Linked DNA regions of Homo sapiens: all the other regions are linked to region 1. A link is a loop called in an ENCODE intact Hi-C map of the cell type or tissue named here. Cell type or tissue: heart right ventricle. All regions are shown on one strand. Region 1 overlaps LINC01900 (long intergenic non-protein coding RNA 1900). Region 2 overlaps LOC105372017 (a long non-coding RNA gene). Region 3 holds the start of LOC124904259 (a long non-coding RNA gene). Region 4 overlaps LOC124904264 (a long non-coding RNA gene).

Region 1 (8,000 bases):
CTGTAGACATCAGAGGGGCTTCGACGCTGCACAGCTGCCACTCAGAGGGGACACTGCTGGCCTCGATCACATCATGGAGACCACAAGGATGCTGGGAATGCACTTCCCATTGGCCGAGCTGAGGATATGAGCAGGCCATGGGTGAGCCAGGGTTTCCATTTCTCTTCCCGCCATGAGAATTTCATGCCAGTCAATTTTAACATAATAATTTATTTTGCATTTTGCTGTCCTCACTAAGGTATGCATGGATCGTTAAAGATTAGGAAGTTTGTTCTTTGATTGGATTCTTTGATCAGATGGATAAGATCCTTCCATCTCTTTAAGAATGCCACCTCCTCCTCCAGCCCCAATCCTGGCTTCCCAAATTCCAAGCTCCCAACACTTGAAAGGCCCAAACCTTGTTAGGTTTGATGATAGCAATTTACAATTAACAAATACATTGATAATGAGTGTTCTTTTCTGTAGGTTTGTTTAAAAGTGAAAACAATGTGGCTAGTCATAAAAGTTTCTCTTTGTTTTAGGCTGGATGGCTCACGCGTTCAGAGGAGGGACAGCGCTTGTTGCAGAGAATGAGATTTAGTGTGATGTGTATAAAGGTGTTTCATGGCTAAAGACCAAACAGAGACTAGTGTCTCCCACTCAGGAAGAATAATCACCATGCTAATGGATTAAAATTCTGTTACATAGAATAATCACAGGTTTAAATAAGACTCTGCCTGCTTTATAATTATCAGTATGTGAAAATACACTGAATCAAGGCTGAGTGTAGTGGCTCATGCCTGTAATCCCAGCACTTTGGGAGGCTGAGGCGGGAGGATCACTTGAGGGCAGGAGTTCAAGACCAGCCTGGCCAATCTGGTGAAACCCCGTCTCTACTAAAAATACAAAAATTAACTGGGTGTGGTGGGAGGCACCTCTAATCCCAGCTACTGGGGAGGCTGAGGCAGGAGAATCGCTTGAGCCCGGGAGGTGGAGGTTGCAGTGAGCCGAGATTGTGCCACTGCACTGCAGCCTGGGTGACAGAGTGAGTCTCTGTCTCAAAAAAAAGGAAAAAAAATATATATATACGAATCAAGATGACTCTTAGATATTTGGCTAGAGCCACGGGGTTGATGGGTAGATGGTGATGTTAGTTCTCAAGGAAAGGACCTGCGACAAGTTTATTTGTCACATTTATTTCCTGTTTCAATTATTTCCAAAATGATCAAGACAGGAAATAGGGAGAACAGGTTGGGTGTGTACATATGTGTATTGAATCCAGTGCTTAAACTCACATGCTCTGAAGTCAGAGGTCATGCGTCCAAATCCCAGTTTCACCACTTACTACTTGGGTGATCTTGGGCAAGTGGGTTTATCTCTCTGTGTTTTCGGATCCTAATATAGAAAATAGGTATAAGCCGGGAGCAGTGGCTCACGCCTATAATCCCAGTACTTTGGGAGGCCAAGGCGGGCAGATCACTTGAGCTCAGGAATTTGAGACCAGCCTGGCCAACAGGGTGAAACCCCATCTCTACTAAAACACAAAAATTAGCTGGGTATGGTGGTGTGAGCCTGTAGTCCCAGCTACTCGGGAGGCTGAGGCAGGAGAATTGCTTGAACCCGGGAGGCAGAGGTTGCAGTGAGCTGAGATTGGGCCACTGCACTCCAGCCTGGGCAACAGAGTGAGACTGTCTCAAAAAAAAAAAAAAAAAAAAAGGTATAATTATAGGGTTAAATAAGACCATATATTTATAAACTCATGTGCTCAGCACACCGTAGAAACTCAATATGTGAAGATCATTTGTATTAGTAGTAGTGGTAGTAGCAGTAATATTTCTCCTGGGAATAGCACAGGAGCAGTCTAAGGAGGCAACAGTGGGTGGGTCATGATGGGCAAACAGTAGGAAGAAATGCCTGTGTTGGTACCATTTCCCAAACTGTGAAAACAGAGCCAAGAAAGCTTTGATGGACAAAACTCCCGGAAGCCTCAAGGCAGGCTCTTGCAGGGAAGAGGTCATTGAGGCATCTTGGATAAAAACGGTGGGCTGGGAAGGAATGAGACCAAGGATTGAATGCTGGAGCTGTGGCTTACCAGCTCTGAAACTTGGATCAAATTCTCTGAGCTTAATGTCTTCATTTGTAAATTGTGGATTAAAAATACCTAAATGACAGGGCTGTTGTGATGATAGATAGTGTTCTTATGTTAAAGTGTCCCACTTGGATGGATATGCAGGAAATGTTTGTTTTCCAAATAGCATCTGACTTCTTACTGAATAATGAATCCTTGAAGGCACACAGTCCTCTGAGCTGGAGGCCAGGAGTAGCTTTTGAAATCACCCAAGAAGGAGCAGCCCTGAGCAGCTGCGGGTCCCTCCCAGGCTGACTCAGACCTTTCACCCAGGCGGCCTTTGGGCCTTGTGCTTTGGGAGTCAGGAACCCCAGACTCAAGTCCGTTCTGGCCCAGCCCTTTCTTGGGCTCATTGTTCTGGGAGGCCTTGTACTATTTGTTCATCTAATCTGTTAGCAAAAAGGCAAACTAAATATCCTTCATTTGGACCTCTGGCTTATATCCCACAAAGGACAGAAGTGTCCTACCCGGGGTGGCTAGTGGCACCCCTGTCTTTGTTCCTGTTTGGCCTCTCTAAAAGGCCCTGGGCAGAGAGCTGTGACAGGTGATTGGGAAAGGGCCTGGTGTATCTGCCTCTCCAGGCCTGTTTGGACTTGATTCCTGTTCTCTGATGCCAGGAGGGGCCCCAGAAAAGCGCTGGGACAATACCTATCAAGCCCAAGTAACAAATAGAGGTACCTAAAGTTCAAACAGGTGTGTCCCTTCCTATTTTGTACCTATTACGGAGTGAAGTCAGGGTCCAAAGCCACTTTGCCTGGCTGTAGATGGCCTGTCTACTACTTACTCCCTGACCTGCTGTCTCCCTCAAGTCATTCCCCGACTGTGTGATGGCCACAGTCCCTGGCCGGGTAATCAACTCTCCACTAAGCAGGCCGCCCACCCAGATTTCTCTGCCCTGTCTCATGGGCTGGGATCCCTCCCACCTCCACTCCATCCTGAGAATACCTTGGTTCACTCCCCTATCTCCTGGGCCTCTGTCTGGGTGGCCCATGACTTCCACCTGGAATGCCATTATCTCCAAATCCCATTCTCCCTTCAAGTCCCAGCTGAAGTCCTGCCTCCTCACGATACCTTCCTGTCTACCCAGCTCCCGGGAGCACCTCCTTCAGCCTCCTATGACGTCCACTCTCCCCTCACAGGAGAGCTGCCCAGTAATCATCTTTTGTGTGTTTGCTGCTTCGTTTTGTGTTTTCTGTTTAATTTGTATCTTCCTGTTCCTCCTTCCGACCCTACACACATCTTCCAACTGGATTCCAGGGCCCTGAAAAGGCAGCCAGTGTTGGACTGGCTCATGGCTGCCGCAGAGGAGCTACCCTCCTTGGAGAAGCAAGGCTGCATCCCCTTTTTTTTGCTGACTTAACAACGTCCTGTTTCTACTTCGTGAGATGGCACTGACTCACCACTAGTGGTCGCTATTATTCACACCCTTACTTTCATAATTCAAACTAATTGGGAAACACGTATCTGTCAGCTTCTCTATGGGACTGGATTGCTAGAGGCAAAAAAAAGTGCTAGAGTCAATAAGTTTAATCAGTAACAGAAGTAAAGTATAGAGTCCCCAGGGAAACCTTTAGGAAAGATCTTCATGAGTCTGCTTATAAGGAAAGGAAGAGGCCTCCCAAGCAACAGGTCCCAGACATTCCTACTCCACATACGGATTGAATGTTTATTAAGTTCTGACAACATGCAGGACTGAAAATTTCTCTAGGCATTTATGAGGGTCATGCTGTTAAAATGAGATAAAGAATGAAATATGTTTGATATCATTATACAGACGTATACATAACTCTGTGTGTGTGTGTGTGTGTGTGTGTGTGTGTGTGTGTATACTCTTTTTTGTTTTATTTTATTTTCTTTTTTGTTGTATGGAGTCAGAAAGATCTAGCTGGGTTCAGATCCCAGCTTTGCTACCCGCCGGCTCTGGGGCCTTGGATACATCTCTTAACCTCTCTTGCCCATTGATCATTTATAAAATGTGAGCAATATTCCTTCCTTGAAGGGGTGTTGAGAGCTATAACTGAGATAAGGGTGTAGTCTGGGACCAGCAGCATCCAGGGAGCTGTCAAAATGCAGAACCTCAGGCCCCACCCCAGAGTAACCTAAGCAGAATCTGCATTTAATGAGATCCCTCAGTAATTTGCATGTATGTTAACGTTTAAAATTCCTGTCCTCAAGGAACAAATAATCAGTGTACAGATCTATATGGAGAGGATAATAGCAGCAGCTTACATCTGTAGAGTTCTCCGGCCTTTCTGAAGTGACTTTGGACTCCAAGTGAGGAGTGTTGCTGGTCGGATTTGGGTCTTGATAACGTTGACAGAAATAGCTGTGAGGACTTGGCGGCAGATGGAATGCGCCGCGGGTCTGGGTGTAGGGATGGCAGGGGGAGGAGGGGAGGTGTGGACACTGTTGGCAGAAGGTGGAAGTTAGGAAGGCTGGGAGCGTGTAAGAAGGAGATAGTGTGCTGGACATGGAGGAAAAGTTCTTCCAAGGCTTTGGGAGCATGGAGCCAAGAGACACTGAAAGAAATCAGCCTATTTACGTAGAATTTGCTAGAGCAAAGTCTTTTCTAAAAGTCACAATAGCTTTCTTTATACATTAGACTCCATCCAAATGAATAAATTCACATATACGGCAGATGGTAATAAAGCAAAACTATTATTAATTTAAAATAATAGATGATGGTGCTGGGTGGGAATCTTGGAGATCATTTTCAGTCTAATCCTTTCAGCCCCTGAGGCTCAGCTGGTGTAGGGACTTCTCTCATCTGCCACTTCCAGTGTGACCTCCTCTCACTAAACCTTTTTTCTTGGCTGTGAAATGGGGCAATAAATAACTGAGTTTACAGGTTGCTATGCGGATTCAATGAGATAATTCATGGAAAGCACTTAGCACAATGCCTGACTCTAATTAAGTAACAACATATAATATTATCAAATTGCTACTGACCTATAGGAGGTAGAGAGGGACACATTTTTTATCAAGACTAGTACAATTATTAGTAAAGATTATGGAAGTAAATTTGAGATTCAAGTAGCTAAACCAATTTTTTGTTGTTCCCAGTATGAATAATGATGATACCATATTACAATAATAGTAAAACCAACAATAACTGCAACAATAATTATATCATACTAAACACTAACCATAGCTAACATTCCCTGGATGCTTATCATTAGGTTGGTGTGAAAGCCATTGTGGTTTTTGCCGTTAAAAGTAATTGGAAAAAGAGCAATTACTTTTGCACCAACCTAATATATGCCAAGCACTAAATGAAGCACTTCACTTGGATTATCTCATTTGATTCTTCAAACGTGTATGATGTGTATAATACTATCACCAGTTTATAGATGAAGCAACTGAGGCCTAGTGAGATTAGGTATTGGGCCCAAGGCCTGGAGCTTGTACGTGGAACTCACATTGGAATCCAGACTGCCTGGCTCTCTAAATTGCTCTCTTAACCACTACACTAGCTCCCACATGAATATACCAGTGAACAAAATGCTCTTTCCATTGGTGGCAAATTAGGTGCTATTTGTTTTCTGGCCTGATGCTGTGATACATTTTAAAGAAAATACATGGTTGCAAGTTGAAAAAGAGAGTAGCTTGAAAACAAAAGAAAGGAGGATTGGAAAATCTGTTAACCTCCTGTGTGCTGTGCCAGGGACAGTCACATGCATGAACTCAATAACCCTTTGTGGATATGACCTACATAGTCATGGAGAGCAAACCTTAGCCTCAGAGAAGTTAAGTCATGTGCCCAGGATATAAACTAGTAAGTGAAGGGGCTGGGATTTGAGCCTGAGCCCAAAGCCCAAGCTAGCTCAAAAAAGATGCGGAGCCCTGACTTGTATTTTGACCCAGAGGAAAATTAGATCTCTCCCAATTTCCCAAAGTCCCTAAAACCTGATACCACTGCCAAATTCCTCTGCCAAATTCATCATAGTCTTAACACAGCTTGAAGGACTTCCCGTAGAACTGTTGGAAATTCTGTCCTGGAAGGGCATGTAAAGCTCCTTTCTAGAAGTATTTTACTTTGGACTTATGGCTCACCCCTTTCCAGTATGAATTATAAGCAGCTCACAACTACACAACTGTACCACAAGAAAACAGAAAATTTAGGTAGGAAGGAGAAATTTAGGCTAGGAATAAGGTTAATTTCCAAAATATATGCCAATAGCCCTGAATCAGGTCAGGTAGGCCGTGTGGTATTTTTAATTGGAGTAAATACTGCATTTACTCCCAGAGGGACTATAGGCAGCAAAATCCAAGTAACTTCCTCACGAGTCCCTGGGTCAGGTGAATTACTGTAGAAAATGGGAGATACTTCAAGGCATGGTCTGGCCTTAGAGCTAAAGTTCTGCTTGGGGAACAGGCCCTTCCTTAGTCTGTCTTATAGGCCCCAGGGTAAGACAAGTGTTTGGCTGAAGAGCCATAGGCCCCCCTCTCTGCAGCAGTTCTCAAGTTCTTAGTGCCTTTTCTCCGTGGTACTGTTGCATGTGATATTTCACTAAAACCCCTTTCCTTTCCCTTTTTTTTTTTTTTTTTTTTTTTTGAGACGGAGTCTTGCTTGGTTGCCCAGGCTGGAGTGTGGTGGTGTGATCTCAGCTCACTGGCAAGCTCCGCCTCCCAGGTTCATGCCATTCTCTAACCGTGTTAGCCAGGATGGTCTCAATCTCCTGACCTCGTGATCTGCCCACCTCGGCCTCCCAAAGTGTTGGGATTACAGGTGTGAGCCACTGCACCCGGCTTTTTTTTTTTTTTTTTTTTTTTGTGGCAGTGGGAGGGGAGACCCAGTCTCTCTGTTGCCCACGCTGGAGTGCAGTGGCATGATCTCAGCTCACTGCAACCTCCTTCTCCCGGGTTCAAGTGATTATCTTGACCCAGCCTCCTGAGTAGGAGGGATTACAAGTGTGCACCACCACACCCAGCTAATTTTTGTATTTTTAGTAGAGACAGGGTTTCACCATGTTTGCCAGGCTGGTATCGAACTCCTGACGTCAGGTGATCCACCCACCTCGGCCTCCCAAAGTGCTGGGATTACAGGTGTGAGCCACCACTCCCTGCCTCTTTTATTTATTTATTTATTTATTTATTTTAAACAGAGTCTCCCTCTGTTGCACTGCAATCTCTGCCTCCCAGGTTCAAGCGATTCTCATGCCTCAGCCTCCGGAGTAGCTGGGACTACAGGCACACGCCATCACGCCTGGCTAATTTTTGTATTTTTAGTAGAGACAGGGTTTCACCATGTTGGCCAGGCTGGTCTCAAACTCCTGACCTCAAGTGATCCACCCGCCTAGGCCTCCCAAAGTGCTGGGATTACAGGCATGAGCCACCGTGTCCCGCCAAAACCCCTTTTCTTTGACGTGCTCTCGTTCCACTGAAGGGGAAAGCTCAGCTCTTCCCAGGATGCAAAAAGCCTCCTTCCCCAGCAAGATGGAACTCCCAAGCTCCGGGCAAAGGGGCCTGTAGAATTTCTCTCATTTATGGCTATCAGAAAAATAGGGCGGGAATCAGCCTTCATCACCCGGACCCAACCTTGTGTCAACAGCCCTCACAAACAGAGGGGCCCAGCAACCACCTTTTACACCGCCTGGTACTGTACACGGGCACCAGTTCACACGCTCAGCGAAAGGAAAACAAGCGGTGGCCCTGTCCCGCCGATAATGCCCGACCCTGCGGCAGGGGCCCTTGTTCTCTCCCTGCGCCTTCCCGCGCCCTGCGGGCAGCCCTGATAAGTCTGCGTGGTGGGCAGGCTTGTGTTTGAGTTCGGGTTGTCAGACCCATTACTCAAAGGGAGGACGTGGACTTGCTTTGAGAAGGGCGAACTCTGGTCTTAAAGACTAGGCGAGGACAACCATGATTTATGATTAACCCAGTGACTCCACTGTTA
Region 2 (8,000 bases), 220 kb after region 1:
GCTATGTAGCCCAGGCTGGTCTCAAACTCCTGGACTCAAGGGACCCTCCCACCTTAGCCTCCCAAAATGCTGAGATTACAGACATAAGCCACCGTGCCTGGCCTCTACATGCTATTTTAATTGATACTCCCCAAATACCTGCAGCTGGCACTTGGTGGCATGCATGATCTCAGCCCCATCTCCTCTGAGCGGATTCCTCCACAGCAGCTGGGCTCACGCAGCCACTTGTCTCAGCTCCACCTTCTCATGGACTCAACAAAGCTGTTTCCAGCAGGGCTGATTTTAACCAAGGGCTGGGGGTCTCGGGTTCCTGCTCTTCTTTTCCAGAGTGGAAGGTGAGTTTGTTTTTTGCCTTACTCGGGGCCTTTTCCCTGCACTGGATGCTTCCTTACCTGTCAAGCCCAAGCAGCTTTTAGAACTGATTGCTGACATTTGTGTTGAGAGAAGAGAGAATGAAAAAGAGCGGGCTGCGCGTTGTGGCTCACGCCTGTAATCCTAGTACTTTGGGAGGCCGAGGCGGGTGGATCACTTCAGGTCAGGAGTTCAAGACCAGCCTGGCCAACATGGTGAAACCCTGTCTCTACTAAAAATACAAAAATTAGCCGGAAATCGCTTGAACCCGGGAGGCAGAGGTTGCACTGAGCCGAGATCGTGCCACTGCACTCCAGCCTGGGCAACAGAGCGAGGCTCTGTCTCAAAAAAAAAAAAAAAAAAAAAAAAAAAAAAGAGCAAGCACTACAGAGAACTCGAGCAGGCTATTTCTGGAGAACCTGCTCCCTGTCACCCCTTTTAGTGCTGGGCAGGGCTGGAAGAGATTGTCATTTGTTGACTGTCCTTGGGCTCTTGAAACGGAGTCAAACAGCTTCGTGTCTGCGACCCAGACCTCTGGTGGTGGGTCCCAGGGAGGGATGGCTTTGTTCTGTTCATCTTGTCTATCCCTCCATTTGGGCCACGGAGGGAAGGGAGTCTCTGGCCAGCCTCACTCCTGAACACACGGAGGCTGAGGCGGGCCTAAGTTCTGTGGCAGGCGAGAGCTGTTCACAGATTGTGTTCTTGGAGGTTTGCTGCTCACATTCCAGCAGGGTCAGGAAACAGGAAGCCAAACAAAGGAAAGAAACACAGAGGAAGAGACCTAAAGGGACAGAGACAAGAAGAGGCACTTTTTTTTTTTTTGTTTTGAGACGGGATCTCGCTCTGTCCCAGGCTGGAGTGCAGTGGCATGATCTCGGCTCACTGCAACCTCTGCCTCCCAGGTTCAAGCGATTCTCCTGCCTCAGCCTCCAGAGTAGCTGGGATTACAGGTGGGCGCCACTACGCCTGGCTAATTTTTGTATTTTTAGTAGAGACGGGGTTTCACCATGTTGGCCAGGATGGTCTCTATCTCTTGACATCGTGATCCACCCACCTCTGCCTCCAAAAGTGCTGGGATTACAGGCGTGAGCCACCGTGTCTGGCCAAAAGAGTGACACTTTCAAATCCGATCCAGAAGTCTCGTCCTACTAACTTGGAGTAGAGTTGGCAATGGGAATGGAGACTTTTAAAATTAAATATTTTTATGTTAATGAGACATACAAAAAAGCAGAAGATTTATCTTACATATGTACAGTTTAAGGAATAATAATGCAGCCTGACCAACATGGCAAAAATTTGTCTCTACAAAAAACACAAAAATTAGCTGGGCATGGCGGCATACACCTGTAGTACCTGCTACTTGGGAGGCTGAGGTGGGAGAATCGCTTGAGCCCAGGAGTTCAAGGCTGCTGTGTGCCATGATTGTGCCACTGCACTCCAGCCTGGGCAATAGAGTGAGACCCTGTCTCAAAAAGAACACAAATCCTCAGGTCCTCACCACCCAGTTTAAGAAATAGAGCACTACCAGGATCTTAAAACCCCTGTGGGGCTGAAGGGGCCATTTTCAGGTACCTATGGCTATCTAATCCACTGCCAAATGTCTGAATTTACCATTCATCTACATTTAAATATGGCAAATTAGCACCTTTTTTGGCATTCTTGAGAAAAGAATTGGTTTTAATGACTTGAAGGATTCCCTACTTCCCTAACACCCTATCATTTGCCTTTTCCCAGCCCTGAAACCATTAAGGATTTTCCTCAGCTTTTGTCTGCAAAAAAAGGGTTGTTAATGCACCCAGGGAGACCTGTTCCTGTTAATAACATCTGTTTAGCCTACCCCATTCTTCCTAAATGCTATAGATATTAGAGCCAGGCATCGGTACAGACTTAAGGAAAGAGCAACTGAATCCATTTGCAACACAGCTAAGATATACAGTAAGGTATACTATAAACTACTCTACAGTATTTTATGGGGTGGGAGTGAGGAAGGGATAGGTAGGTTGCAAATTTGATTTTCTTCCTTTTAATATACAGGCACTGAAGGCAAGGAAGATCTTCCTTCTTCTTTCTCTGGCCTCTCTTCCAGAGAGGCCAATATCCCTCTTCCAGAGGGATATTGTAGAACGATTTCCTGTGTTCTGCATGATGACCTTGGGAACCACAGCTGGGGTGGGTAGCTGGATGGTGCAGGTAGGCGTAGATGGAGATTGTCTTTATTGCCTTTTTTTTTTTTTTTTTTTTTTTTTTTTCCTGAGACGGTCTCACTTTGTCACCCAGGCTGGGGAGCAGGGGTGTGATCTTGGCTCCCTGCGGCCTCGACTTCCTGGGCTCCAGTGATCTTCCCACTTCAGCCCCCCAAGTGGTTGGGACTACAGGCATGCACCACCACCCCGGCTAATTTTTTTTTTTTTTTTGGTATTTTTTTGTGGAGATGGGGTTTTGCCATGTTGCCCAGGTTGGTCTCAAACTCCTGAGCTCAAGCGATCTGCCTGCCTCGGCCTCCCAAAATGCTGGGATTACAGGGGTGAGCCACCTCTCCTGGCTGAGATTGTCTTAAGACAGATGCTGCTGAGAAGCCTTGCTGAGCTGTCCTGAGTGTCTGCCGGCAGCTGAAAGTCAAGAAGCATCTTACATCTTTGCTTGTTACTCAGAAGCAAGCTGTGATGAAGTTTCATGCACATATATCATGGTTTGTGTGTACCTGCCAACTCTTCATTTTCTGGATGTCACCAGCCTTTTTTTGGACCAGGATTTTTAGGTACCTTCCACCCCATTTTTACATCATCGCTCGCTAAGCTGGACCTGAGCCAACTTTCATCTCGGCTACCTTTTCCTGCCTCTTTGGCGGGGCCTGGAGAGGAACCGTGTGAGATCCGATGAACCGTCTCCCTTGGCCAGGTTTCAGAGCAGCCCTCCCTCTTCCCAGGCTTATTGCCCAGAATTCCCATGATCTGACACCACCAGGTGGAGCTTTTTGGTCTTGAACCCAGATGAGCTTCTGGGCTTGGGGCTTTGGGGGATCTTTTTGGATTTGGCAGTATCACTGATGGTCAAGGTCTGGGCAAAGGAGAAGAAGCTCCTTCTTATTCTCGTTTATGAAGATTCATGCCACTTTACAGAAGACTAATCCCGAGAGCTTCAGGCCCTGAATGTGGAACCTTCTTCTGAGTCTTGTTATTTTTTCCCGCCTAGAGACAGGGTCCTGCTTTGTTGCCCAGGCTGGAGTACAGTGGCGCAATCATAGCTCACTGAAGCCTGAAACTCCTGGAGTCAAGTGATCTGTCCTCACCTCAGCCTGCAGAGTAGTTGAGACACAGGTTCATGCCACCATGCCTAGCTTATTTTTCTTATTTTTAACTTGTTTTTTTTTATGTAGAGATGGGGTCTTGCTCTGTTGCTCAGCTAGATTCTGAGTCTTTTCTAGCTTGCACAGGACCTCAGAACAATTAAGGATGACCAGAGGGTGAAGTCACTAGTCAGGCAGAGACTAAGTCATCAGCTAACAGCAGGTGATCTTGACCTTGGGCCTGCCAAAGTGTGGACTTACTTGTAAAATTTTTATTACATTCCATTTTTAAAGTTTTATTTTAGGTTCAGGGGTACAGTGCAGGTTTGTTCTATAGGTAAACTCATGTCACGGGGGTTCATTGCATAGATTATTTTGTCACTTGGGTACTAGGCCTAGTACCCAATAGTTATTTTTTCTGCTCCTCTCCCCCCTCCCACCCTCCACCCTCAAAGAGGCCCTATTGTCTGCTGTTCCCCTGTTTATGTTCATGTGTTCTCATCATTTAGCTTCCACTTGCAAGTCAGAACATGCAGTATTTGATTTTCTCTTCCTACATTATTTTGCTAAGGATAATGGCCTCCAACTCCATCCATGTCCCTGCAAAGGACATAATTTTGTTCTTCTTTATGGCTGCATAGTATTCCATGGTGTATATGTACCACACTTCCTTTATCCAATCTGTCACTGATGGGCATTTAGGTTGATTCCATGTCTTTGCTATTGTGAATAGTGCTGCAGTGAACATATGCATGCATATGTCTTTATGGTAGAATGGTTTATATTCCTCTGGGTATATACCCAGTAATGGGATTACTGGGTTGAATGGTAGTTCTGTTTTTTGCTCTTTCAGGAATTGCCATACTGTTTTCCACAATGGTTGAACTAATTTACCTCCCACCAACAGTGTGTAAGTGTTTCCTTTTCTCTGCAACCTCACCAGTGTCTGTTATTTTTTGACTTTTTAATAATAACCATTCTGATAGGTGTGAGATAATATTTTGTATGTATATAGGTCTGCACATTTTTCCGGGGAAAAGTTCATTGCTTTCATCAGATTCTCAAAGGCACATGTAATGCAAAGTAGGTTAAGAACAAGGGATCACTTCTGATTGCTTGGTTTGTAACAAAATAAGAAAAATAAGGAGATACAATTCAGCTTCTCATAAAGCTACAATTCTAAGAATGCCTTTTATTCTGGGATTATGCCCATTCACTGTCTCTCTCTTTTTGCTATTAGGTTTTCTTTTATGGGATGATGGTCTAGTGAATTGTAATTACAAAAAAAAAATTTCTCTCTTGACAAAGCCGGAAGTTGGTAAAATCTTCAACTAAGAGTTCTTTCTTTTTTTCTGGCTTGTGAAATCCCACATCCTGGAAACCACTAATCTAGAGGGTTGTCTTTCTATCTGCACGTGATTTAGGGGTGTGCGGTTGTACACCATTCTTCCCCTCACACTCCCCCATGTATATGAAGGTTGTCTTTTATTATGTGCAAACCTTTCTTAAAGAACATGATATAAACATAACTCTTCCTGGCTCCAAAAAACATAACTATCACTTTGGGCAAATAATCTAATCTTCCTGGGCCTCAATTATCTTATTAAAATGAGGAAGATGGGCTGGGAGCTCTGAAGGTTCTGTCCAGATCTAACATGATGTTATTGAAGTGAATGCATGTGAGGCCAGACAGGAAAGGCTGAAGTACAGATCAGGGCCTTGAGGGAGGAGATCAGAGGCAGGGGGAGAACCCTGTCTTTTGATTTTCCTCAAAAGCAGAGTAAAAGAAAAGATTTTGGATGTATTTAAAATTTTGGTCTACATGATTCAGTGAACTCATATGCTAATTTATTTATTTATTTTTAATTTCACAGCCTAGACCTTACAAGCTAATCTGGTTTTATGAGGTGTTCTTTGTAAGATTATGTAAAATTAATGTAAAATTTAATGTAAAATTATCCAAAAGTGGATAATATGCTTTTTGAGACAAAGATGGGTAAAGGAAAACTGATCAAAATCAGCCAAAAGAATAATGAAGCTGGGCATGGTGGTCACACCTGTAATCCCAGGACTTTGGGAGGCTGAGGTGGGAGGATCACTTAAGGTCAGGAGTTTGAGACTAGAGTGGGCAATATAGGGAGATCCTGTCTCCACAAAAAATTTAAAAAAACTAGCCAGGCATGGTGGCACACACCTGTAGTCCCAGCTCCTCAGGAGGTTGAAGTGGGAGGATCACTTGAGCCTGGGAGGTTGAGGCTTCAGTGAGCCTTGATTGTGCCACTGTACTCTCACCTGGGCAAGTACAAAAACAAGAAGAAGAAGAGTGAAGAAGAGTGATAATAATAATAGTAACAGGCCAGGTGTGGTGGCTCATGCCTGTAATCCCAGCACTTTGGGAGGCCAAGGTGGGTGGATCACTTGAGGTCAGGAGTTCAAGACCAGCCTGGCCAACATGGCAAAACCCCATCTCTACTAAAAATACAAAAATTAGCTGGGCGTGGTGGCACATGCCTGTAATCCCAGCCACTGGGGAGGCTGAGGCCGGAGAATTGCTGGAACCTGGGAGGTGGAGGCTGCAGTGAGCCAAGATCATACCACTGCACTCCAGCCTGGGCAACAGAGTGAGACTCTGCCTTAATAATAATAATACTAATAGTAACAAAAAGGAGAGTAACAGTAGTTACGCTCAGGTCATTGAGTGCCAGCTCGGAACTGAACTTTGCATTCATTGTCCTCTTGAGTCCTGCAACGTAGGTTTGATCATCACATTGTTTTAGATCCAGCCATTGGCAGAGGTATGATTTGGCCCAATCCACTCACTTGAAAGCTCCCACTCCCTGTGGCCACTCCTTTAAAACAGAGCCTTGCTCCTCAAAATATGGTCTGATCACCTGCAGCGTGGGCATCCCCTGGGAGCTTGTTGGAGCAGCTCAGGCTCTGTCCCAGACCTATTCAAGCCAAATCTGGATTTAGCAAGACTCTCGAGGGATTTGTATTCAAGTAAAAGTTTGAGGAGCACTAGTTTAGATGATTCTGCTTTAGAAAAAACTTTCCCTACGCGTTAATACTTATCAAGTGTTCCCTTGCTTTATGGCTGAAGAAGGAAAGCATCACACTAAGGATGGAGAGAAGGCTGTCCTGGTTGGGGAGGGTGGAGTCCTTGCTCTACTGAGAGGGTGTGCATTTCTGAACCCTTGTTGCCTGTTTCTCTCCTTGAAAACTGAATATGTCATAGGATGTACAACACCAAGGGTGAGCCCTAACACGGACTATGGACTTTGGATTGTAACCAACGTAGCACTCTGGTGCAGGATGTGGGGATGCGGATAGTGGGTGGGGCTGTGCGTGCTGGGGGAACAAGGGGTCTGTGAGAGCTCCGTACTTTCTGCCCAATTTTGCTATGAACCTAAGACTGCCCTAAAAAATAAGGTGTATTCAAACCTGAACACACCTTAATGTATTCAGGCTGTGGGCCTTGCCGAAGATGGGACAGCTAGTAAGATAATGCCTGTTAAATTCTTTTTTAAAAAAATCATTTGGATAAAAGTGCTTTTGAAAGACAGGGTTTTGTCAAGTGCTATGATCTCATCATCTGGCAGCCCCGGCGGGCAAGGAGTCCAAGGGAAACCCAGGGCGTTGACAAGTGGGTGACTCAGGTGCCGGCCCTGCTGGCGGTGAGCAACTGCGGGGTTGGAACCCGTGGGAGGGGCAGGGAGATGTGCTGAGCTCCTTTCTGGCCAGTGCTGATGTCATCAAAGCCCCAGGGCTAAGGCTGTGCTTTCCACCTGCCCTCAGAAGCACCAGTACTCCTGGTTTCTTATTTATTTATTTTTTCTCTTCTCTCTGGTTTTCTGGGTTGTGTTTTCCCCTTTGTTCTTAAATAGTTAGTTGGGACCTGTGGTAGCTCTTTCAAGGGCTCTGCTAACACAGGACAGCCCTGGACCTTGGCTTATAGGGACTTTATATCCTCATTGTCAGTCCCTGGGGCAGTTAATATGCCTGAAACGCCCTCCACTCCCTCTTAAATGTGTGTGTGTGTGTGTGTGTGTGTGTGTTTGGTTTATTTAATACTATTCTGTAGCATAGGTAAAAGGCTTTAAAAAAACCTTTTCTGCTATCTCATTTGATTCTAAAGACAGTGTCTGGTCAATGGATGGGTGATGGTATTAGGAACACAGGCTGGGTGTCAATCATCCTCCAGTTAATGCAGAAAGAAGGATTCAGTGAGTGAAGTGACTTGCTTAAGGGCACACAGCTCTGTGCAGGTGGGCAACGTGGGAAGGCTCCCAGGGCTCTCCCTTACAAATCCCCAGGCATCTGGCTTCCTAAGCCTGAGGCCTTACTTGTCCTGCCTAAATACTAC
Region 3 (8,000 bases), 87 kb after region 1:
TACTCGGGAGCCTGAGGCAGGAGAATTGCTTCAACCCAGGAAGCAGAGGTTGCAGTGAGCCAAGATGGCACCACTGCACTCCAGTCTGGGTGACAGAGAGAGACTCTGTCTCAAAAAAAAAAAAAAAAAGAAAAAAGAAAAAAAAAACACCTTCCTAGGGAAGAAATCCTTGAGTTACTTCCATAATGACTTCTATTCTCTTTGAGACCAGCCTGACCAACATGAAGAAACCCCATCTCTACTAAAAATACAAAATTAGCTGGGCGTGGTGGCGCATGCCTGTAATCCCAGCTACTCTGGAGGCTGAGGCAGGAGAATCGCTTGAATCCGGGAGGTGGAGGTTGCAGTTAGCCGAGATCGCGCCACTGCATTCCAGACTGGGCAACAAGAGCGAAACTCCATCTCAAAATAAATAAATAAATAAATAAATAAATAAATAAATAAATAAATAAATAACAGATTTTCAGTTTGCCAATAGAAAATCTGTTATTCAGGGAAGGTCATTATTGTCCTGGGCATCTAGTTCCATGTTTAGTGAATTTTGGCTATGCTGGTTCTCACTCTTGTTGATCCTTGAGAGGTTTCTGTGCCTTGAGGTTTTGCTCCCAACCCCTAGTCCTTTGTCTTAGTCAGTTTCAGCTGATTTAACAGAGTTATCCCATACACTGGGTGGCTTACAAACTACAGAAATTTATTTCTCACAGTTCTGGCCACTGGAAAATCTGAGATCAAGGTGCCAGCAGATTCGGGGTCTAGGGAGGGCCTGCTTCCTGGCCCACATCTGGCCGCCTTCTCACTGGATTCTCACATGGTAGGAAGTACTCTCTGGGCCCCTTTTCTTTTCTTTTTTTGTTGAGAGGGAGTCTTGCTCTGTCACCCAGGCTGGAGTGCGGTGGCGCGGCCTGGGCTCACTGCATCCTCTGCCTTCTGGTTTCAAGCGGTTCTCCTGCTGCAGCTGGGATTACAGGCGCCCGCCACCACGCCTGGCTGATTTTTTGTATTTTAGTACAGACCGAGTTTCACCGTGTTGCCCAGGTTGGTCTCGAGCTCCTGAGCTCAGGCAATCCGCCCCTCTCGGCCTCCCAAAGTGCTACGATTACAGGCGTTAGCCACTGCTCCCAGCCACTGGGCCCCTTTTGTAAGGGCACTGATCCCATTCATGACCAAATCACCTCCCAAAGGTCCCACTTCCTAATACCATCACATTGGGGATTAGGATTTCAACATACAAACTTTGGGGAGACACAAGCATTCAGTTCATTGCATTGCATTGCCCCAAGGTCTCACCGCCTCCATAGGAAAGCAATTGGCAAGCGGTTGTGTGGGGCGGTGCTGCGAAATGGCAAGTTTTCTCTGTGCGCAAGGCACAGGTCTACGGGCTCAGGCTCCGTTCCACAGTCAGACTTCTCCCTGCTCCACTTGGCTCTGTGGCTGCTGACAAGCTCTGTCCACTGGCACCAGCTCCGGCCTCAGAAGTTGTTAACGCTGTTGGGGTGTCCTTTATGAGAAGCGTGAGCTACCGCAGGCCCAGGAGGCCCAGTGGTCAATCAGCCGCGTTCTCCTTCCAGGGAGGGGATGCCCAGCCATGCTCCCTACTCCTTGCACGGACTGAATGCACCAATTCTTTCCTAGCTGCTCACCCATCAGCCCCCCAACCCATAGAGCTCTTGAAGGCAGTGATTGGGTCTTACCTATTTATTTGTTTGTTTTTATTTTGTTGTTATTGTTGGTTTTTGGGCTTTATTTATTATTATTATTTTTTTAGACAGAGTTTTACTCTGTTGCCCAGGCTGGAATGCAGTGGCTCAATCTCGGCTCACTGTAACCTCCGCCTCCTGGGTTCAAGCAATTCTCTTGCCTCGGCCTCCCGAGTAGCTGGGATTACAGGTGCATGCCACCATGCCCGGCTAATTTTTGTATTTTTAGTAGAGATGGGGTTTTGCCATGTTGGCCAGGCTGGTCTCAAACTCCTGACCTCAGGTGATCTGCCAGCCTCGGCCTCCCAAAGTGCTGGGATTACAGGCATAACCCACCACACCCGGGCCATAGGAGGTTTTAATTAGTACACCAGTTTGGTAGAAAATTTTGTATTTTTAGTAGAGATGGGGTTTCGCCATGTTGGTCAGCTTGGTCTCGAATTCCTGACTTCAAGTTATCTGCCCGCCTAGGCCTCCCAAAGTGCTGGGATTAGAGGCGTGAATCAGTGCGCCTGGCCTGTGTCTGATTTATTTCTGCATCCCTGTATTTAACCAAGGGTGAGTGTTTAAGAGATGTTTGTTGCATGAAGTGATGCTCAGTGGCCATTTGCATCTGTAAAAAACAAAACAAAACAAAACACTTGCCTTTCTTTCTTTCTTTTTTTTTTGAGATGGAGTTTTACTTTTGTTGCCCAGGCCGGAGTGCAGTGGCATGATCTCGGCTTATTTCAACCTCTGCTTCCCGGGTTCAAGTGATTCTCCTGCCTCAGCCTCAGCTGGGATTACAGGTGCCCACCACCATGCCTGGCTAAATTTTTGTATTTTTAGTAGAAACGAGGTTTCACCATGTTGGCCAGGCTGGTCTTGAACTCCTGACCTCAGGTGATCCACCCACCTCGGCCTTCCAAAGTGCTGGGATTACAGGCGTAAGCCACTGCGCCCGGTCAGCACTTGCCTTTCACATCAATCATTTTTAATGAAGCAGTCATTGAGCCCATCCTATGAGTGGGTGCCAGAGTAGTACTAGACATGCAGTCCCCACTCTCAAGGAACTTCCGGTTAACTAATATGACAAATAGAATTGGATAACTTAATCAAAGTGTGCTGACCAGTGCTGGCCTCACGGGGACTAGACCTTCATCTTCATCAGAGGCACATTGGGAAAAAACCAATGCATGAAAGTCATGTTGGATGTTGTGGCCATTGATAAAGTACAGTTAGCATTAGGTACAGTGCAGGTGAAAAATAATGGTTGGTCTAGCCATTCAGTGCCTAGTTGTGTTATATCCTTTGTGTATCTCAAAGCATTTTTTGTGCAGGGGAGAAAAAGACTCAGAGCTTTCAAATCAAAGAACTTGGCATCTCAGACAGTTTCCCAATGTCTCCCCTTGGTTATGAAGACAACTTCTTGTCTCCTGAGTCCTTCTCTGTTAACAATCTTCAAGAAATTGTCTAAACGAGTTGCCTGGGATGTGGGCGTGATGGCTTGGGGGGGTATGTGAGTTTATGTCCTCCTAAATGGACTGCCCTTGACAAGAGATGCATTGTGTGACACCAGCAGCTAAACTTGTAAAACGTGTTCGAAGCTCAAAATGTATCATGTTTTACCTGAGAAAATAAGCGATGGTATGACATGTGTTGGAGAAGGCACCCTGCTGCCTCTGCAAAATAGTACAGTGGAGAGCGAATTCTGTCCATGCCTTGCCAGCTTTCAGGAGGGAGATGCAGGCAGGGGGTTCTTTGTTTGCTCAGCACCTCACGCCAGGCCATGCCCGTGACAGCCCAAAACGCAACTGTGAATAGAAAGTCTATCACAAGGGTTCTCAAATACGAAAGTCGAGTTGGAACAAAGAGCAGGCACCAGCCAGTCTTCCTCTGTTAAAGATTATCCAACGCGTCACCTGGGTGCCAACGTTCCCATAAATCCCAGCAGCTATAAGCAGCTCTGTCTCACCTAGTGTAACTGAATGGCGTTGAAACCCTGCCGGGGACCTCGTGGCATTCCATGAAACGACCTCATCACAGGGGAATGAACTTTATCTTGAAGGCTGTAAGTGTGTTTGCTTGAAAGATGATTTACCACGCTCAACAATGACCAAATTTCCTAAATTAAACCTGATCCTCATGTTATAACTCTGAATTTCACAATCTCATCAAGAGGAATAGATCAGCTAGGGAAGTGTAAATCTCTCTGGGATGGCCTTTCAGTGAATCGGAAGGCTGATTCCCAGTTGGGCAGAAGCAAAGGCAGGAGGGTTTCACACTGGGGACAAGCAGAAAGCAGTGCCTGTCAGAGTAACAGGTTGAGGGAAGCTCCCTCCCAAACTCTGCTCCATCTTCCTCCCTCTAGGTCCTAATTTTTTGTCTGTTTTTCTTTTAGGAAGTGAGGCTTTCAAGGGTTCATGATTTGTGATAGAGAACATTAGCACCCCTTTCTCCCCCTTCTTTTTTTCTCACTTTGTTGCCCAGGCTGGAGTGTAGTGGCACGATCTTGGCTCACTGCAACCTCTGCCTCCCAGGTTCAAGCAATTCTCCTGCCTCAGCCTCCCAAGTAGCTGAGACTACAGGCACGCACCACCACACCCAGCTAATTTTTGTATTTTTAGTAGAGATGGGGTTTCATCATGTTGGCCAGGCTGGTCTTGAACTCCTGACCTCATGAACCACCTGCCTCGGCCTCCCAAAGTGCTGGGATTACAGATGTGAGCCACCATGCCCAGCCCCTCTTCTCCCTTTTCTAGGCCAGTAGGAGAAGCCACTCACTGTGGGCAGCAACTGCACGGACCTCTTAGAGTGGCCAGAGCCCTCCCCAGCTCCGTCTTCCTTACTCTCTTTGCTCAGTCCCCAGTGGCTTCCAAACATACAGCCTGGTTCTGAGAGGAGAACGGCCCACATCCCTTGCTGAAATTTCTCCCCTTTGCTCTAATTTCTCCAGGGCACTTACAATCCTGTTAAAGGATAGGGACTAATCCATGGAAACCATTTGGGAACACATAGAAGACAATAGAGTTCAAAAGAGGTCAGGAGGCAGGGTGCGACATATTCTGAAAGACTGTACAGAAGGTAATCTTTGAGACTCCAGCAGTGAGTATGGCTTGGACAGGTAAAGAGAAGGCATTTTAGATGAGGGACATGTCATGCCGTAGATAGATGGCAGGTACACGCTAGTTTTCTAGACCTCGATCTTTTGTGCTGTTTTGTTGAAACTTGTGCCAGAGCTGCGTGGTTTAAAAGTAAGGGTTGGGCACGGTGGCTCACTCCAATAATTCCAGCACTTTGGGAGGCCGAGGCCGGCAGATCACTTGAGTCCAGGAGTTTGAAACCAGCCTAGCCAACATAGTGGAACCCTGTCTTTACTAAAAATACAAAAAATTAGCCGGATCTGGTGGTGCATGCCTGTAATTCCAGCTACTCGAGAGGCTGAGAGAGGAGAATCGCTTGAACCTGGGAGGTGGAGGTTGCAGTGAGCCAAGATTGCACCACTGCACTCCAGCCTGGGTAACAGAGGGAGACTCTGTCTCGAAAAAATTTATATTTATATAATAAAATAAAAGGCCAGGTGCAGTGGCTCACGACTGTAATCCCAGCACTATGGAGGCGGGTGGATCACTTGAAGTTGGGAGTTTGAGACCAGCCTGACCAATGTGGAGAAACCCCATCTCTACTAAAAATATAAAATTAGCTGGGCGTGGTGGCGCATGCCTATAATCCCAGCTACTCTGGAGGCTGAGGCAGGAGAATCACTTGAATCCGGGAGGTGGAGGTTGCAGTGAGCTGAGATCGTGCCACTGCACTCCAGCCTGGGCAACAAGAGCAAAACTCCATCTCTAAATAAATAAATAAATAAATAGAAATAAAAGTAGTATCAGGCCAGGTGTGATGGCTCATGCCTGTAATTCCAACACTTTGGGAGGCCAAGGTGGGAGGATTGCTTGAGGCCGGGAGTTTGAGACCAGCCTGAGCAACATAGGGAGACCTCATCTCTACAAAATCAGCTGGGCATGGTGGTGCGCACCTGCTGTCCCAGCTACTCAGGAGGCTCAGGCAGGAAGATCCTTGAGCCCAGGAGTTTGAGGCTGCAGTGAGCTATGATTATGCCACTGCACACCAGCCTGGGCAACACAGCTGGACCCTGCCTCAAAAAATAAAAGCGAAGAAGAAGAAAAGTAGAATCAAAGCCCCGTGCTTCTGGAATTGGGCAGCTGGTCTCAGGGAGAAGCTGGATCTGAGGACCACAGAGGTGTCTTCCAGCTCTAGAACCTTCAACATGCATAGCCATGAGTGTGATTGGACCCTGGGTGCCCTATGGACTTTCTACTGACCTGAGGTCACTTACCTTTCTTAGCTGATGAGGCTGTTTGTTACAGAGGACAGCAAGGATTTCAGAGTCAGACACAGCTGGGAGGAAATTCTGACTGTACTCTTACAAGTTTGGGCTATCTTGGATACGTGACCAACTTAAACGCTTTGCAAAATCAGAATAATGATGCCCTTTTTCCAGAGTTAATTTGCGGGAAAATATGAGGTAATATATAAAATTCCAGGGCCTCCATAAATGCTGGTTTCCTTTTTTCTTCCCATTTCACTCTTCTGGAGGGATTTTTTTCCTTCTCTAAACCTTTACTTCGCCTAGCTGGCACTTCCTTTCTCACTTCCCCCCCCCCCCACCCCAAATTGTCCCTGGTCTCCGTCTGAAGGGCCCGAGTGTGTGTACGGAAAGATTAAGCTGCCCTTTTTATAAAGGAGAAATGTATTCAAAATGGGGCACATCAAAAGTAAATGTAGGTGACAAATGTTTATATTTGGAAAGTGTTTCTGCTTTGATCCTGGTTTCTATTTTTTTGAGAGTTTGACAAATGTGCCCTCTGGGCCTTGGCGTCAAACATCTTCAGTCAGCAGAGCACTTTACTTGACGGGAAACTCATTTGATCCTGTACTTGCTGCTCCCCACAATCTGGGAGAGTCGAAGTCACAGAATAGAACTCCCCTTGTCTTCCTGTCGTGCAGCCCAGAGCCATTGTGGCTGGGCCAGGGATGGGCCATGCCTGCTTCTCTGAAGTCTTGCTCTTGGGACTGCAAAGCCAGAGACTGATGGAGGCCATCCCTGGCTCCTTTCTCTGAAGTATACTTGGCCATCACGAGTGGTTCCCTGACATCCTCTGCCTCCCTGCCTCCTCCATGAGCTCACATTGAGCTTTTTCTGAACAACCTCTGACCCAGCCACTTTTGAAGATGCCAAAGGTGATTTCCCAAGGGGAACTTCAGGGGTGGTTGCGTGGCATTGAATGCTGAGGAAAGTCTCCATACAGTCAGCTGATTTTTCCAGGGTTTCTTGCCAAGTGTTGCCCAATCCTTGCAGGCAGGTTATAAAGAGGCTCCATGTGTGCGGTGGCTCAGCGTGGCAAGGGTGTGCCACAGCCTCGTGTTGTTTTCAACACTCCAGTCAGGAGGACGTGTGGCCGGCTGCACTGCTGATTTTCGCTGGGAGGTCTCCTTATTCACAAAGTGGTTTCTTTCAGTCCAGACTGATTTCTTCCTACTTTTGGACCTGTGACCTGAAAACAGGAAAGAAGGCTACTGGGATAGTATCCACTATTTCTGCCGGGGTCACTGTCCAACCAAGTAAAACAGGACCCACTCTGAGTATTTCCAACAGAGGGACTGCTGCCATGCCAGGAACTGGTTATGTGGGGGAAGGGATGGTTGAGAAGCCAAATGGGACAGTGAGACAACAGAGAGGTTGGCTGCCGTAGGAAGCCACTGCCACGCAGGCTGGAGGGACAGAGGAGGAGGTTGTACTACTTGGGTGTAGGCACTGGGGTCACCTAGCAGAGGCTGGGACCGCCGTGGGTCCATCTCTCAGGAGCTTGAGCCCTGGACAAGATGCATCCTCTACAGTGGTGATGGAGCGGGGAGAAAGGTTCCTCCTTTTCCTCCCTATCTCCCACCATTGGGCATTGCTAAATCTGGACAGAAGCCATTGATACAAGTCCTGGGAAACAGCCTGCAGGGGCGGCCACTGACTCCCCAAACAGCAAGGAACGGTGAGGAGGTTTTTTGGTCCCCCTGCTGCTTAGAAGTCTGCTCTGGGACTTCTTCCTTCTCTGAAAACCAGAAAGCAGTAGTAGGAGGGGAGAAGGCTGGGATTCTGCAAAGAAAATGGCATAAATGGCCTATGCACAGCACAGTCAGAGCTACCCTCCCGTGTGGGGGTGCCTGGCAGGCCCCGCTGTTCCCACAGCACCGCTCATCCCTAAATGACTCTGCGGCTCTCTCACCAGTAGCTGTGGCCTACTGCTCCTT
Region 4 (8,000 bases), 710 kb after region 1:
TTTTAATTGTTTGGCTAAGGTGGATGGTGACATTGGAGCTGAAAACAACCATTAATCCTCCTTAATAAAAATTAATTTGATCCTTGAATTTTTTTCTGCTTTGAATGTTGAAAAGTTGACATAACATTTAAATCTTCAGGGTAACCAAGGACAGTAGTATAAATCATGTCCTTTCACTCAAACTAATAGTTTTTTGCCTAAAAGCAAACTGTAATAAGCAGATGAAATAAATATTTTGAGCAGAGTCATTTCCTGTTGGGTAAAAAATGAATACTTTACCTTGACATTAAGTATATACACTTGTTAATATTCTGTTTATTATTTGAAACCTTCCGTTATAATATTATTCCTTATTATTTATTCTTCATTATTATTTTTCCTTATTATTTATTTCCTTATTATTATTTATACCCTTATTATTATTTCCTTATTATTTATTTCATTATTATTTATATCCTTATTATTATTTATTTCCTTATTTCCTTATTATTTGAAATCATCCTATAATGGAAATCATCACATACAAAGTATTGTATGGGTATTTAGGAGTGAGTTTATTTCTTTGAAATATTTGTTTCCCTAAGTTAGAATGACTTAGAAAAATTAGCACAAACCATGCAATATCAAGGATGTAAAACTGACTTGTATCTGAACAGACGGGAATTTTTGTTAAAGAGTATTCTTACAAGCTGGTATGGCTTTTAAAATGGCCTCCACATGTCCGGAGGATTTGTCTCATTTTAAGCCAGCAGTGTTGCTCCATCTGAATGCTGGAGACATGAGCCCAGTTCACAGTTAGCAATCTTCTTCGCACATTACACACATGCCAGGTGACATTCGCACACCTGACTCACCTTCATAGGATACCTACATCGTAGTGAAACTCGAGATAATGTGGGAGGGGGAGGAGTAAAGCAGTGGAGTGATTTATAATCACTACAGTTATTAACTCCAGAGTCACTTGTTTTTGATGGAAATATTACAGGCTCCATATTATATGCAATTTCAGAGTGCCAATTGCAACCCTGTTCCTTTTTCTCCTTGTTAAGAAATCATATTGGCATGCAAGTGAGCAAGAATGAAGAACTACAAGAATAACCTCAAATGTTGAATTTGATTTAATTTACTTTAAAAATAATTGCAACTATATTTATACATATATTGTACAGATATGTGTACAAATATTTAATAATTATACACATCAATACTTTATTTTTAGATACAAATAATAAGAACAGGACAGTTGATATAAAGCAGAAATGGGGAGGTCTGGGCTGTCTTCCAAGATCTTTTGTTTTCAACTTGACATTGTCTCTTTTTACATCTGCTGTGAACAAAATGGTGAAGCAGATAAAATATACCTTCGATGTCTCCCACGTCTTATATTTGGGGTTCCCTGCAAGCCCTTGGCACCCGCGGGCCTGGCTCCCAGCTCCCAGGGCCTGTGCAGTGCTGTCCTGCGGCATTGTCCCATGCTCCTCAGCTTCTCTTTCCCCAGGAAAATTTACTTCTCCAGTGTTTTGTGTCCTAGGACCCTGTTCTCTGTGCTGTGAATATGATTACTCTTGGGTAAATGTGCTGTTTCTCTTTGGGTCACATATTGCATTTCAGCAGGCACCTCCCAGAGTTTGCCTTAACCAAAGGAGTTTACAGTAGGCAGCTGATATCTTTGGGTGGGTGTAGCCTGAAATTGCACTCTATGCTATTAATCCTTTCAGTAGAGTTGGGTTTGCCCCTTCCATATTATGTCTTTAATTGCAGAATGGTGCTATCTGGACCCTGAGAAAAGTTTTGCTTTTAACTGAATACCCATGTACACAGGATCTGATAGAATACACCTGAGTTCCTTACTTCTGCTCAAGATACACTTATAACCCAAACAGAGCACCTGGAGTGGTTTCTCTACCTTATTCAGCTTATTCTAGCAGCTTCTTAAACTTCTTTCTTAATTGTGTGGGCCAATTACTCAGTCACCGTCTCCCTATCCTTCAAGGAGCCTCCCACTTCTATAGAGTCTCTCTCTCTCTCCATCGTCCACTACCATGAGCCTCTTGGTCCTTAGAAACCTCTAATTCTCCCTCCCCCCTGAGATTCTTTCCTTCTCTTTGATCTTCAGAATGGGGATGTCAGTCATTTCCTTCCAACTAATTTTGTTTTCTTCTTTTTTCCCAGATGAATCTGAATAAGACTTTGACTTATGAAAACAGGAGGAAATGGAAAAGCAATCCTATTAGGGTCAAATATCTTCAAGACGACACACTCGTACATTGCCAAGAAAGACTCAGCATAATTCCCTTGTGTTTTTACACTACAAAAGGTCCCTATCTCCTTTCTGTAGCTGGAGTTGCTTAAATTTGATATGCACATAACTTCAGAAGGGGGTAGACAGAGCCCATGCCTCCTGCAAGGAGTGAGAAATAGACCTAAACGATCACAGTTCATTCATTGATTTTGCAAATATTATTGATCATTTACTTTATGTCAAGCACTGGGGATAAAGTAAAGCAGTGGGATCTAGTTCCCTACCCTCCTGGAGCTTCTGATCCAGATTCCTAGAGCTGAAACAGGCTTTGAAGACCTCTCAATTTGTGGTTTCCAAATTATCTACCAAAGGTCATTAATATTCTATGCAATATTAATTGGTATTTCTTGGAGTAGGATGACGTGAGGAATTGTGTTCCATGGTCAAATTAAGTTCAAAGTGTTAGGTTAAACAAAGTTACATTAGTTTCTTCATGCCAGGCTACTCAGAGCCTTTCTATGTTAACACACATTGTGACTCTCTGACGGTGAGGGGGAGAGGATGAGATGCAATATGATCATTTGCTTTCCCCACTTATTTCAACACAAATCTTTTCTGAAGAGTACCCATTAATAAAAACTGTTGGCAGAACATACTTCTGTTAATGCTTCCAAAGCCAAAACCTAAATCCACGTTTCCTTCAGCACATGAGGAAGCTGCAGTGACCTAGAATGGTGAGGGGCAGAACTGAGGCAAGAACCTGGATCTCATTATTATTTTCTTGATCTTTTACCCATTCCATTCTGCCTGTTTCTACTCTCTTTCTCATCCCCTGGAAAGACATATAAAAGCAGTGTTTCTTCCTTCTTTATTTACCTCCTTCTTAGATCATGGTAATGGTGATTGTCTTCTCACCTATTAACTGGTTTCTTTCTCTGCTGTCTATAGCTTTGGGTCATAAGCTCTTAAAAGTCAAAGACCAGCTTTTACACAATAAACTCATGAACGATTAGTGATCAGTAAATGCTTGTAGCCAAAAAGCAATGGTTGACAGCTTCCTATGCACCTCTCCCCGCAGCCTCCCACACACCTTCCTCCTGTAGATTCTCTCTCCTTGTGCCAACCGAGAACTATGGAGGCCTCTTTTCTCCTATAACAATATCACCACTGAAATAGGTTATGCCTTCTAAACTGCTTTAAAAGTTTCACTAATAAGTTTTAAAACTGATTTTGCCTATTACACAAGAGATTGCTTAATTATTAATACAATTCACTCGTGATTAACTAAGAATACACAGACTATTCATCCTGTCATACAGGCCAGGTTGTAGATGAGAGTTTTTGTGAGTGTGAGAGAATTTGGACTTATGCATGTATGCGTTTAATTTAAAAATCTACTTAGCTACGAATCAGGACATACGGACGTGATTTTAGACTTTGGAAACTTGAGGGGGAAGAAACAATCTCTGCTATCTCGACATTAAGAGGTGTGTATCTCTGTCCCTAATAAGCAAGGAGGGGCTGCTATACTGCCACCTTGTGGTAAATATGCACAAAGCCAGTAAATAAACACAACCAACCTTCTCCTTAGTGTGTTATTACATAATGCCCAAAAGAGGAAAATACTTTTATTAAAACATTATTCAGGAAAATGAACTATTTTAGCATGTGGATAATTAAATATATATTACAACATGTCCTATGTGACAGAATGAATATTCTGTATATTCTCCCTAGTATTTAATCATGTGTGAATCACATGTATTAACAATTTTTATATTTTATGAAAGTTTATCGATAAATACATACATATATGGAGAGAGAGAGAAAAAAAATCTCTTACCTGAAATGCTTGGGATCAGAAGTGTTTCAGATTTTGAATTTTTCAAATTTGGGGATATTCAAATACAGATAATGAGACATTTTGGAGCTGGGACCCAAGCCTAAAACACAAAATTAATTTAAGTCTTATATACACCTTATAAACATAGCCTGAAGGTAAGATTATACAATATTATTAATAATTTTATGCACAAAACAAAGTTCATGTTCACTGAACCATCAGAAAGCAAAGGTGCCCTGTCTCAGCCACGCATGTGGACGGTCTGTGGTGGTTTGGCATCACTGTCATTCCTGACTGAACTGATACGCTACCAAGAATCATTGTTGACATGTGTACAAACAGAAGTATTTCACAGTAAAAAAAAATGACATACCAGTCATACAGTGAAAAAATATTACGTTAAGGGTAAGGAAGCACAGTAGCATCGCCAGAACAGCTGGGGGTGCTGAGGAAACTGCCATGAGCCTGTGTTTTGAGTGTGACCCACCACATGAGGTCAGATGTGGAATTTTCCACATGTGGCATCCTGCTGGTGTTTAAAAAGTTTCAAATTTTGGAGCATTTCAGATTTTCAGATTAGGGATGTTCAAAGAATATATACATATATAATTTTGGCTCTTAAATCAGATTTTGCCTTCATAAGCAAATCAGCAAACACAGTCACCACTAAGCACTCACTTCATGTGTGACTCACACTGTGAAGGGATTTCAAGTCTTTTGACAGACCAAGACAGGAAGCACATCTCAATACACTATGAAGCAAGCTTTGGTGGGTTAGATTAGGAGATGTTTTCTCAGAAAGTGACTACTTCTGGGATCTCTGTTCATCACCTGTTGAGGGGTCAATCCCGAGGGGTTGAGATGCTCTGGCAAGAAGGGACAACTAAGGACATCCCCTCACTTCTTGACAGTCAGCCCCTTTCCCACAGGGTAAGGGATTCAACCAGGACCAGGTAAAAATAATATTCATTCACTCTTTCTTTCATCAGACAATAATTATTACATCTACCATGTGTCAGGCACCTGCTAAATGGTGGAAATATAATAGTGAGCAAAATCAAACACAGTCTCTGCTCTCATGGATTTTACAGAGTACTGATTAGACTTGACCGAGGACAATGGCTGAAGACCAACAGAAAGTGATCATTTTACATGTGTGGTCACTTACACATTCCAACCTGCCCCTGAAAGAACTTGTCTCAAAAGAGCTAAAAACAGAACTACCATTGGGCCCAGCCATCCCTTTACTGAGTATATACCCAAAGGAATATAAATCACTCTATCATAAAGACACATGCACACATATGTTCATTGCAGCACTATTCACAAGAGCAAAGACACGGAATCAACCTAAATGCCCATCGATGGTAGACTTGATAAAGAAGATATGGTACATATACACCATGGAGTACTATGCAGCCATAAAAAAGAACGAGATCATGTCCTTTACAGGAACATGGGTGGAGCTGGAGGCCATCATCCTTAGCAAACTGGTGCAGGAACAGAAAACCAAATACCACATGTTCTCACCTATAAGTGGGAGTTAATGATGAGAACACATGGACACAGAGAGGAACAACACACACTGGGGCCTACTTGAGGGTGGAGGGTGGGAAACAGTAGAGGATCAGGAAAAATAACTATTGAGTACTAAGTTTAGTACCTAGATGATGAAATAATCTGTACAAAAAACCCTCATTACACAAGTTTACCTATATAACAAACCTGCACATGTACCCTTGAACCTAAAATAAAAGTTAAAAAAAAAAAAAAAAAGAAATGGAGAGAAAGGAATCTCCATGTTAAAGCCCACTGAAAGATCATAGTTGTGGATGTAGCCCACTCCATAGGTGTGCTTAGTATGAGTCTAGCACTGTGCTGGAAGATACTGATAACTTAAAACCCAGCCAACGCTTTAGAGTAGCTGAACTGTCATTACAGCACAAGACACACGTGAAAAGTTAATTAACCTGGAAGATCATAAAGCAGTATAAAATACAATGCTAAATGAATGAATGGTACAGGCAGTACAGAACTGAGCAGAGAAAGCTCCATGAAGGAGACAGCAATTCCTTAAAGCTGTGGAGCTGAACCTTAAAGATGAGCAGGAACTGGGTAGGTGAAGAGACAGAAGAGGGGTGATGGGAAAACATCCTAGGTGACAGAAATAGCAGAGAAAATAGGAATGAGATGCACTTGGAAATGTACATTGAGGAGCATGAGAAGGAGTTTGAGATTCCTTGGGCCTACTAAGAAGTCTATTTTTCTGAGTATAAATAGAAATTTACTATGTTCAGGCCAGGCACGGTGGCTCATGCCTGTAATTCTAGCACTTTGGGAGGCCGAGGCAGGTGGATCACTTGAGGCCAGGAGTTAAAGACCAGCCTGGCCAACATGGTGAAACCCTGTCTCTACTAAAAATACAAAAATTAGCTGGGTGTGGTGGCACGTGCCTGTAGTTCCAGCTACTCAGGAAGTTGAAGCACAAAAATCGCTTGAACCCAGGTAGCGGAGGCTGCAGTGAGCCAAGATCACACCACTGCACTCCAGCCTGGGCAACAGAGTGAGACTCTGTCTCCAAAAAAAGAATTAAGAAAAAAAGAAAGAAAGAAATGTACCATGTTCAAAGAGTGAGCTCTGCTCTTAGAGTTTCTCCTATTTTCCCTTCTAGCCTTATTGGCAGAGCTAACCAGCCGGGTGGACAGAAATGTGTCACCAAATAATAGGGTCACTGGGCTGAACCAGATGTGGGTGGAAGAAATAAAGACCTATTCCCATCAAGTCTCCTAGCTCCTCTTCCCTGCCAGGATTTCCTGTCCTGACCTTAGGGCAGAGCCTGCATCTTCCCTTCAGGAAGCAGGGTCTGGAATATTTGTCATATCAGAAAGGAGATGAGAGGTTCTGTGAGAGGTGTTCAGAATAGAAAATGCAGGTTTACAGCTCAGCAGAGGCCTGAACAGTAAGGTAGAGAGTGGAAAAAAGAGAGCTGTGGGGGGCCCAGGGCAGTCACATGGCAGAGGCACCTGGAAAATAACTGCCCAGCATCACCCACCTCCCTCATCCTCCATGAGTATCTCCTGAGCTCCCATCACCTCACTGCTAGGTAACCTCCACTCAACTAACTTCCCTATGCTCTTTCCTTATTACATGAATCACATTAGGTTAGGCTGTGTTCCTTTACACTCTGTTACTTAATATTTACTTTTTTTTTTTTTTTTTTTTTGAGACGGAGTCTCGTTCTGTCGCCCAGGCTGGAGTGCAGTGGCACGATCTCGGCTCACTGCAAGCTCCGCCTCCCGGGTTCACGCCATTCTCCTGCCTCAGCCTTCCAAGTAGCTGGGACTACAGGTGCCCACCACCATGCCCGGCTGATTTTTTTGTACTTTTTTTAGTAGAGACGGGGTTTCACCGTGTTAACCAGGGTGGTGTTGATCTCCTGACCTCGTGATCCGCCCACCTCGGCCTCCCAAAGTGCTGGGATTACAGGTGTGAGCCACCACGCCCGGCCAATATTTACTTTTTGAGAATTAAAATGCACAAGTGTATTTAATACCCTGTGAATCTTTACTCTTCACATAAAATCGGTTATAGCTTTCTAGCATAGGATAGGGTCCAAATCCAACCTACCACCTATGTTTGTAAATAGAGCTTTATTGGAACACAGCCATGCCCCCATTTTAATGTATTGTATGAATAACTGCATGCTACAATAGCAGAGCAGACTGGTGGTGATAAGGACCGTGTAGCCCACAAAGCCTAAAACACTTAAAATCTGGGCCTTTACATCAGAAACTATTGAATCTGACATAAAATATACAGTATGTAGTTAATGATGACAACACTTGGGTTCAAACTTACTGGGCAAGGTGATGTAATCTCTCTAAGTCTCAGTTGTCTCACTTCCGAAATGGGAAC

What was found. A loop is a pair of places that touch in the nucleus more often than their neighbours do. Peaks named below come from ENCODE experiments on the same cell type or tissue, not always from the same donor. Only the 100,000 strongest peaks of a DNase experiment are listed, where the experiment ranks them.
Region 2: it touches region 1 in a loop (3-fold over the local background); 3 of 110 quality-filtered maps call a loop at or near these places.
Region 3: a loop joins it to region 1, with 4 times the contacts of the local background. A loop is called at or near these places in 8 of 110 quality-filtered maps.
Region 4: it touches region 1 in a loop (6-fold over the local background); 10 of 110 quality-filtered maps call a loop at or near these places.

What each region holds. Positions count from the first base shown.
Region 1 is chr18:21,994,289-22,002,288 of GRCh38, forward strand. It overlaps LINC01900 (long intergenic non-protein coding RNA 1900), which reads left to right. Exons shown (of 3, transcript XR_001753529.2): 2 at 1-141; 3 at 522-689. Among named protein-coding and RNA genes, the nearest start is that of LINC01900, 17 kb to the left of the region's middle. In heart right ventricle, a CTCF peak has its summit at 3,505; a DNase peak (open chromatin) is centred at 4,455; H3K27ac peaks cover 3,581 bases.
Region 2 is chr18:22,216,535-22,224,534 of GRCh38, forward strand. It overlaps LOC105372017 (a long non-coding RNA gene), which reads left to right. Exons shown (of 3, transcript XR_935279.3): 2 at 145-335. Among named protein-coding and RNA genes, the nearest start is that of GATA6, 51 kb to the left of the region's middle. RefSeq lists an enhancer at 1,745-2,352. In heart right ventricle, a CTCF peak has its summit at 3,289 (motif pointing right); a DNase peak (open chromatin) is centred at 7,290.
Region 3 is chr18:22,081,165-22,089,164 of GRCh38, forward strand. It overlaps LOC124904259 (a long non-coding RNA gene), which reads left to right and starts at 3,645. Exons shown (of 2, transcript XR_007066304.1): 1 at 3,645-3,747. RefSeq lists an enhancer at 3,384-3,678 and a silencer at 6,498-6,670. In heart right ventricle, no CTCF peak of the experiment used is centred here; DNase peaks (open chromatin) are centred at 1,457 and 3,586; H3K27ac peaks cover 4,293 bases.
Region 4 is chr18:22,700,736-22,708,735 of GRCh38, forward strand. It overlaps LOC124904264 (a long non-coding RNA gene), which reads left to right. Exons shown (of 2, transcript XR_007066309.1): 2 at 1-88. Among named protein-coding and RNA genes, the nearest start is that of RBBP8, 230 kb to the right of the region's middle. In heart right ventricle, a CTCF peak has its summit at 3,791 (motif pointing left); no DNase peak of the experiment used is centred here.